Linked DNA regions of Homo sapiens: regions 2 and 3 are each linked to region 1. A link is a contact called in ENCODE Hi-C or POLR2A ChIA-PET data. All regions are on one chromosome and are shown on one strand. The core of a region is the stretch at or near the end of the contact, and the rest is flanking DNA. Distances in the headings are between cores, read along the strand shown. Region 1 overlaps LOC400499 (putative uncharacterized protein LOC400499). Region 2 holds the start of RSL1D1 (ribosomal L1 domain containing 1). Region 3 has its middle 13 kb from the start of ZC3H7A.

Region 1 (2,585 bases), core at 42-2,541:
CACACACACACACACACACACACACACACACACACACATTGAGGCATACACGCCAAGACTCACGTACCTGGAGATGCAGATATACACCCCAGTGTATGCACATGTGAAGACATGGCAGGACATGCACATACACACAGTAGGACACTCACCCAGTGGGACGTGTGGAGACAGCCACCCACACCTGGACACATGCATAGGCACACCAAGACACACTGGGCTGTGCGTGGGCACACAAGGGACACACAGTACACACACACGCACCTGGACGCATGGGCACATGCACACATCCAATGGGACACACGAGATGCCCACATGGGGACACGTGTGCACAGGCATCCACCAGGAAATACACGCATACTAGGGTACTCGAGTGCGCTGAGACACCTGCACACCCAAGTGGGAACGTACACACCCACAAGCACTAGGATTCTACAGCACACACCAATATGCACACACACAGATGCTTATGTTCACACCTTCACACAGTGTGCTCACACCCTAGCGTAGTAACACAGATCTGGTGAAGAGTCACGAATCCAGAGAAAGAACAGAGCTGGGCAGCTCGGGCGTGGTGGCTCACTCCTGTAATCCCAGCACTTTGGGAGGCTGAGGTGGGCAGATCACCTGAGGTCAGGAGTTCGAGACCAGCCTGGCCAATATGGTGAAACCCCATCTCTACTAAAAATACAAAAATTAGCCAGGCGTGGTGGCAGACATCTGTAATCCCAGCTACTCAGGAAGATGAGGCAGGAGAATCACTTGATCTCAGGAGGCAGAGGTTGCAGTGAGCTGAGATTGTGCCACTGGACTCCAGCCTGGGTGACAAGAGCAAGACTCCATCTCGAGAAAAAAAAAAAAAGGACAGAGCTAGGCAGAGATTTTATTTCTCCACAGCTGCCAAGCAGTCCCTGTTCTGGAGTGACGTGGGTCTAGCACAGAGGCCCCTGTTCACAGCCAGGGCCCCAGGGCTGGATTTTAGAGTGAGCCCAGAATTTGCATTTTGAGAAGCCGTGAGTGTTGGTATCATGCCTGGCCTGGGAGCCAGCCTCTCCTGGGTTAAGTCTCAGTTCTATCTATAGCTGTGGGCTACCTGAGGCACGTCCCTTACCCTTTCTGTGTCTCAGCTTCCTGTGTCTCAGCTTCCTGCTCTGCAAAATGGGAATGATAAGAAAGGCAACGTGTGTGACATGTTATCAGCAGTCTGGCTTGTAGTGAACACAGTTTGTTTACTAAGATTTGTTGGTCTAGACTAGGCACGGTGGCTCATGCCTGTAATCCCAGCACTTTGGGAGACCGAGGCGGGCAGATCACTTGAGGTCAGGGGTTCACCACCAGCCTGGCCAACATGGTGAAACCCGGCTTTACTAAAAATAGAAAAATGAGCCAAGGGTGGTGGCACGTGTCTGTAATCTCAGCTACGTGGGAGGCTGAGGCAGGGGAATCACATGAACCCAGGAGGTGGAGGTTGCAGTGGGCCTAGATAGGGCCACTGCACTCCAGGATGAATGAGAGAGCAAGACTCCATCTTAAAAAAAAAAAAAAAGATTTGTTGGTCTGATTTCTCTGAGGTGCCTGGGGCAGGGAGCAGCTGTGTCCTGAACCCCCTCCTGTTTGCCTTCCTTTCACTGAAGCCCTGGAGTGAGGGTAGCTGGGCGTCTGAGTCGTGGGCCACATGGAGTGCCTTTTTTGTTTTGTTTTCTTTTTTTTTTTTTTTTTTGGAGACAGAGTTTCGCTCTGCCACCCAGGGTGCAGTGCAGTGGTACAATCTCAGCTCACTGCAGCCTCTGCTTCCCGGGTTCAAGGGATTCTTGTGCCTTAGCCTCCCGAGTAGTTGGGATTACAGGCACACACCACCATGCTCGGCTAATTTTTGTGTTTTTAGTAGAGACGGGGTTTTGCCATGTTGGCCAGGCTGGTCTCGAACTCCTGACCTCAGGTGATCCACCTGCCTTGGCCTCCCAAAGTGCTGGGATTACAGGCATGAGCCACCGTGTCTGGCCTCTGGGGTGCTTTTAAAATGTTCCCTGAAAAGAGCAATTTGTTCAGACTCTGGGGGACTCAGCTCTGTATTATGAAGTTGCCCAGGTGAGTCGGTGTGTGGCCAGGGTGAGGCCTGTGAAGTGCATTTACCCACCACCTCGGGTGGGGGCCGATTTCTGTCCCCAGCCACTGCTCCAGACCCCGAGGGCCAGCCCTGGCGCCTTCCTGGGCATCTCAGCCCTGGTGCACAACCTCTGTGCTTCTCTGGACGGGCCCTGCGGCCAGCTGCCTGGAGTCGGCTCCCTAGTGAGGATCCTGGGAGACGCCTTGGGTGAGAACTGTACCATCCAGGAGCCCTCGGATGATGACAAGGTGAGGACATCCAGTGTCCTGAGTACCGGCTTCAGTGCCCCCAGTGGGGCCGAAGCGAATCAGGCAAGCTCCAGGTGGAGAGGGTGGGGGTGGGTTCCCCCCTTTGCCCCTTCCTCCTATCCCTCATTCCCCCTTCCCCACTTCAACCCGTCTCCTCACCCTCCTGCCTGCCCCCCCACGCCACTGCCCCTTCTATACCACTGCCCCCCCCACACCACTGCCCCCCAACACCA
Region 2 (2,585 bases), core at 54-2,553, 360 kb before region 1:
AGCCTGTGCGACAGAGCGAGACTCCATTACAAAAAAAAAAAAAAAAAAAAGGAAAAAAATTAATTAAACCCATCCAACAAGAGAAAGGAGAAGTATCTCCTAAACATGCCTAGAACATCTCTGGAAGGTTCCAGGAGACACTGGTAAGGGTACCTCTGGGGAGGCGGGTGGAGTGGGAGGAAGACATTACAAAGCAAACCTGTCCTACCCAAGGGCCGCGTGCGGCCCTGGAGGCCAGGCTTTGAATACAGCCCAACACGAATTCGTAAACTTCCTTAAAGCATTACGAGATTTTTTTTAGATTTTTTTTTTAAAGCTCGTCGGCTATCATTAGTATTAGTTTTATATATGGGCCCAGGCAATTCTTCTTCCAGTGTGGCCCACGGAAGCCAAAAGATTGGACTCCCCTGTTCTAAGGTATTCCATTTGTCAGTTATCCAGCCTCCACTCCTAACCTGTTTGTTTAGCGACAAGGTCTCACTCTACTGCCTACGCTGGAGTGCAGTGGCGCGGATCAGAACTCACCGAGCCTCGAATTCCTCAAGATCCTCCATCCTCCGCCTCCCAAGTAGCCGGGACTACAGGCGCGCACCACCACGCCGGCTAATGTTTATAATTTTTGGAGAGACGGAGTCTCGTATATGCACGGACTGGTCTCCAACTCCTGGAATCCCTCCGCCTCGGCCTCCCAGAGCGCTGGGATTCCAGACGCCAGCCACGCGCACGACCAGCCACGCTTATTTGTACAGGATCTTACCTCCCGCCTCTCTGCGAGACCAGAAGCTCCTAAGAGACTGGCCCAGACTCATCTTTCGGTCCCTCATGCTGCTTAACGTGGCAGGTCGGGTGGCTCCGGGTGGCTCCCGTGCCTTATATTTCAGGGACTCCTCACCAGCCTGGGGTTGGCGTCGCCTAAAGTCAACGGGCAGGTGGGCAGTGGAGCCAGGATTCCGCGCTCTGCCCATGCCACGCGCGGCCTTCCCGGAGGCGGGGACCGTGGAGTGTGGAGGACCCCACTGGGCCTCCTGACGGGACTCTTCTCTCGCCTCAAGGCGCTTTCTTGATTTCTATCTAGTAAGAGTGAGAGGACACCCAAGCTACTCCCCACAGCTCATGGAAAGCTGGAGAAAAGCGGAAGAGCAGGTGCCTCCTCAAAGAAGGGATTCTGACAGCAGCCACTGCCCCGGAGAGCGAAACCCCACGCTCTCCCGGAAATGACGCACAGAGGCTCGGTTCCCGCCCCCTCGCTTCCGGGGCCGGGCTTGCTCGCGCGTGCGCACCAGAAGCCAGCAGTGGGGTTGCACACGCGCCTCTTCACGAGGTGGAAACAAGATGGAGGATTCGGCCTCGGCCTCGCTGTCTTCTGCAGCCGCTACTGGAACCTCCACCTCGACTCCAGCGGCCCCGACAGCACGGAAGCAGCTGGATAAAGAACAGGTGAGTGGTTCCTGGGGAGGGTGGCTTGGAAGCAGTGTGGCGGTTACCTCGTGAGGCGCAGGGTGCCGGAACCCGAGTGCGTGCTCGGCGGACTTCCCCGGGGCTGTGGGACGGTCGCTGGCGGGCCGTGTGCCTCAGCTGTCTCTCCCCTTTACACACGTGGGTGGGCGCCTGCTTTCCCTGGTCCTGCGGCCTGGCGCTAGTGAATTGGGTTGCAAGTGTGCTGTGGAGCTAGATGAGATAGACCTGGCGACCTGGCTTAGCTTCCCTATCATTAGCGCTTGACCGAATCGCTTAGTTTTGCAGGTCTGTTACCCGTTATTTAAAGTGGGCCCTTCGGCTCCCCGTTATCCAGGATCGGGAGAGGTAATGAGTGTAAAGCGCTTTGGCCTGGTACATGGTAAGAAGGTGCTCAGTAGGCCGGGCGCGGTGGCTCACGCCTGTAATCCCAGCACTTTTGGAGGCCGAGGCGGGTGGATCACCTGAGGTCAGGAGTTCGATACCAGCCTGGCCAACATGGTGAAACCCCGTCTCTACTAAAAATACAAAAATTAGGTGGGCGTGGTGGCGGGCGCCTGTAATCTCAGCTACTCGGGAAGCTGAGGCAGGAGAATTGCCAGGAGTTCTCAGTAAATGCTAAATGCATTTTGCTTTGCGTTTTTCCTGGGATTACTGCTTTCATCATTGAGGGCAGGAGGGGCACGTTTCCCTCTAGCCCAATCTCTTTAAGTAGAAGAGGTGCCCTTCTGCACACAGTACTGGAAGTGGGTACTTAGGCATGTTTGATGGATTCTTAGATTTCTGTGAATATAAACTGCAGGATCCTAATAGATACGGTTATGGAGGTTACCCCTTGAAATAGAAGTTGGAAGGGAAAAAATAGAAGGTGTGGGAGGGGGCAAATGCTAAATTAGATTGAGAACATTTCATTTATTTGTGTAAGTTATTGTGAAAACATTTCACTTATTTGTCTAATTTCCACTTTGCAGGTTAGAAAGGCAGTGGACGCTCTCTTGACGCATTGCAAGTCCAGGAAAAACAATTATGGGTTGCTTTTGAATGAGAATGAAAGTTTATTTTTAATGGTGGTATTATGGAAAATTCCAAGTAAAGAACTGAGGGTCAGATTGTAAGTTGTGATTTTCTAC
Region 3 (2,585 bases), core at 60-2,559, 310 kb before region 1:
TACACCGTGTTGGCCAGGTTGGTCTCGAACTCCTGGCCTCAAGTGATCTGCCCACCCTGGCCTCCCAAAGTGCTGGGATTACAGGTGTGAGCCACCGTGCCTGGCCTTAACATAACTGTTTACAACAAAACTGTATAACCTGCCCGTCCTGCCTGGATGATTGATTCAGGATGCTTATGTTGATGCAGGAGAATGGGGTCTGGAGGCAGGGAACCTAAAAACTTCCTAGAACTAGGCCGAGTGCAGTGGCTCACACCTGTAATCCCAGCACGTTGGGATGCCGGGGCCGGTGGATCACCTGAGATCAGGAGTTCGAGGCCACCCTGGCCAACATGGTGAAATTCTATCTCTATTAAAAATAGAAAAATTAGCTTGGTGTGGTGGTGAGCACCTGTAATCCCAGCTACTTGGGAGGCTGAGGCAGGAAAATCGCTTGAACCTGGGAGGCAGAGGTTGCAGTGAGCCAAGATCCTACCACTGCACTACAGCCTGGGCAACAAAGTGAGACTCTGTTTTAATAAATAAACAAACAAACATACATACTTCCTAGAACTCAATAAAAGGGAAAAACCCCAATTAACTGTCTTTTTTTTTTTCTAGATGGAGTTCAGTGGCCTGATCTTGGCTCACTGCAACTTCCGCCTCCCGGGTTCAAGCAATTCTCCTGCCTCAGCCTCCCAAGTAGCTGGGATTACAGGCACCCCCCACCATGCTAGGCTAATTTTTGTATTTTTAGTAGAGACGGAGTTTCACTATGTTGGCCAAAGGTCCGCCCACCTCCGCCTCCGAAAGTGTTTGGATTACAGGCATGAGCCCTCCCCGCTCTCCCACCTCCAGGCCAAAACCCCAACTTTCTATGCCCAACTAAATAACTTTGTAACTTCACTTCAGCTATGGCAGGAAACATCCTCTTCATTTCCATGGGGTGTATGCCAAGTAAATAACTTTGTAACTTCACTTACCCTCTTCATTTACATAGGGCATACCAATGGGAAACCTCTGAAGGGTATTTAAACCCCAGAAAATTCTGTAACCAGCATTGTTGAGTCACTTCCTCTAACCTGCTCCCTACTCTGTGGAGTGTACTTTCGTTTCAATAAATCTGTGCTTTTCTTTCATTGCTTTGTGCGTTTCGTCCAATTCTTTTTTCAAAACGTCAAGAACCTGGACACCCTCCACCCGTAACAGTGTGACACAGTTCTGGCCAGAGTCAGGTCCAGGTTTTACGGAAGTATTTGTAAGAGCAAGGCTTTGTGGGAGTTGCTGAGAAAAGACCACCTAAGCCTGGAACTGCTGGCAGTTACGTTGCCGCAAGGGGTGAGTCTGCCTGAGAATGGAAAGCAGAACTGACAGAAGGAGAGAGAGTGCCTGAGTTTCTGATGATACTGACACGAACCTTACCTGGACAATTAAGTTCTATGAGCTCATAAATTTCCTTTCTTCCCCTTAGCCTTGTTTAATTAGGGTTCACTACTTAACAGTCTCTTACAACTAAAAAATTCTTTTTTTTTTTTTTTTTCAGATGGAGTCTCGCTCTGTTGCCCAGGCTGGAGTACAGTGGTACAATCTCAGCTCACCGCCAACCTCTGCTTTCCGGGTTCCACTGATTCTCCTACCTCAGCCTCCCTGGTAGCTGGGATTACAGGCGCCCACCACCAAGCCTGGCTAATTTTTTGTATTTTTAGTAGAGACAGTGTTTCACCATGTCAGCTAGGCTGGTCTTGAACTCCTGACCTCAGATGATCCACCTGCCTTGGCCTCCCAAAGTGCTGGGATTACAGGCGTGAGCCACCGCACCCAGCCAAAAAATTCTTGACATATGCACTCATAACACCTTGAAAGAAAATACCAGTGAAGTGCTTGAAAGGGAACTGGTCCCCAAAGGGTATTTGAATCACTAAGACTTGGGCAAGATTTGACTGCTTAGATTTGATATATGATATTCTAGTTCTAGGCCCGGGCGCAGTGGCTCACGCCTGTAATCCCAGCACTTTGGGAGGCCGAGACAGGCGGATCACGAGGTCAGATCGAGACCATCCTGGCTAACACAGTGAAACCCCATCTCTACTAAAAATACAAAACATTATCCGGGTGTGGTGGCGGGTACCTGTAGTCCCAGCTACTCGGGAGGCTGAGGCAGGAGAATGGCGTGAACCCAGGAGGCGGAGCTTGCAGTGAGCTGAGATCATGCCACTGCATTCCAGCGTGGGTGACAGAGCGAAACTCCGTCTCAAAAAAACAAAAAAAACACCAAAACTAGTTCGAATCTGGTTAGAACAACTTTATTGCTGGATTTTGACATCCTAGCAAAAAAGGTGCCAAACCATTGTCATACGTTTTGTGGATACATTTGCATATTTTATTATTATCTTTTTTTGAGACAGTGTCTTGCTCTGTTGCCCAAGCTGGGATGCAGTGGCACGATCTCAGCTCACTGCAACCTCTGCCTCCCGGGTTCAAGTGATTCTCCTGCCTCAGCCTCCTGAGTAGCTGGGATTACAGGCGCACGCCACCACGCCTGACTAATTTTTGTATTTTTAGTAGAGACGGGGTTTCACCACGTTGGTCAGGCTGGTCTCGAACTC

The links. Hi-C counts contacts between places; a loop is a spot of excess contacts on that map. ChIA-PET counts read pairs that join two places held with the same protein, here RNA polymerase II (POLR2A). Pooled maps may share reads with other maps.
Region 2: a pooled map shows a loop between it and region 1 (4-fold over the local background). The contact joins the promoter of RSL1D1 here to the enhancer-like site in region 1. A Hi-C loop is called at or near these places in 5 of 50 pooled maps. POLR2A ChIA-PET finds 5 or more read pairs at or near these places in 2 of 52 experiments (BJ and Caco-2).
Region 3: a pooled map shows a loop between it and region 1 (2.9-fold over the local background). The contact joins two enhancer-like sites. A Hi-C loop is called at or near these places in 2 of 50 pooled maps. POLR2A ChIA-PET finds 5 or more read pairs at or near these places in 2 of 52 experiments (OCI-LY7 and activated T-cell).

The regions. Positions count from the first base shown.
Region 1 is chr16:11,494,342-11,496,926 of GRCh38, reverse strand. It overlaps LOC400499 (putative uncharacterized protein LOC400499), which reads left to right. Exons shown (of 67, transcript NM_001370704.1): 11 at 2,167-2,352. Among named protein-coding and RNA genes, the nearest start is that of LITAF, 91 kb to the left of the region's middle. RefSeq lists an enhancer at 1,760-2,585. Within about 2 kb of position 1,291, at least 15 of the 41 ENCODE cell types and tissues checked have a DNase peak (open chromatin) inside an H3K27ac peak, as active enhancers do; they include OCI-LY7, where a contact is called at or near this core.
Region 2 is chr16:11,850,260-11,852,844 of GRCh38, reverse strand. It overlaps RSL1D1 (ribosomal L1 domain containing 1), which reads left to right and starts at 1,303. Exons shown (of 9, transcript NM_015659.3): 1 at 1,303-1,437; 2 at 2,427-2,566. The coding sequence starts at 1,333. RefSeq lists enhancers at 101-634, 635-1,169, 942-2,141 and a silencer at 1,187-1,373.
Region 3 is chr16:11,808,780-11,811,364 of GRCh38, reverse strand. No RefSeq gene overlaps it. Among named protein-coding and RNA genes, the nearest start is that of ZC3H7A, 13 kb to the right of the region's middle. Within about 2 kb of position 1,309, at least 8 of the 41 ENCODE cell types and tissues checked have a DNase peak (open chromatin) inside an H3K27ac peak, as active enhancers do; they include OCI-LY7, where a contact is called at or near this core.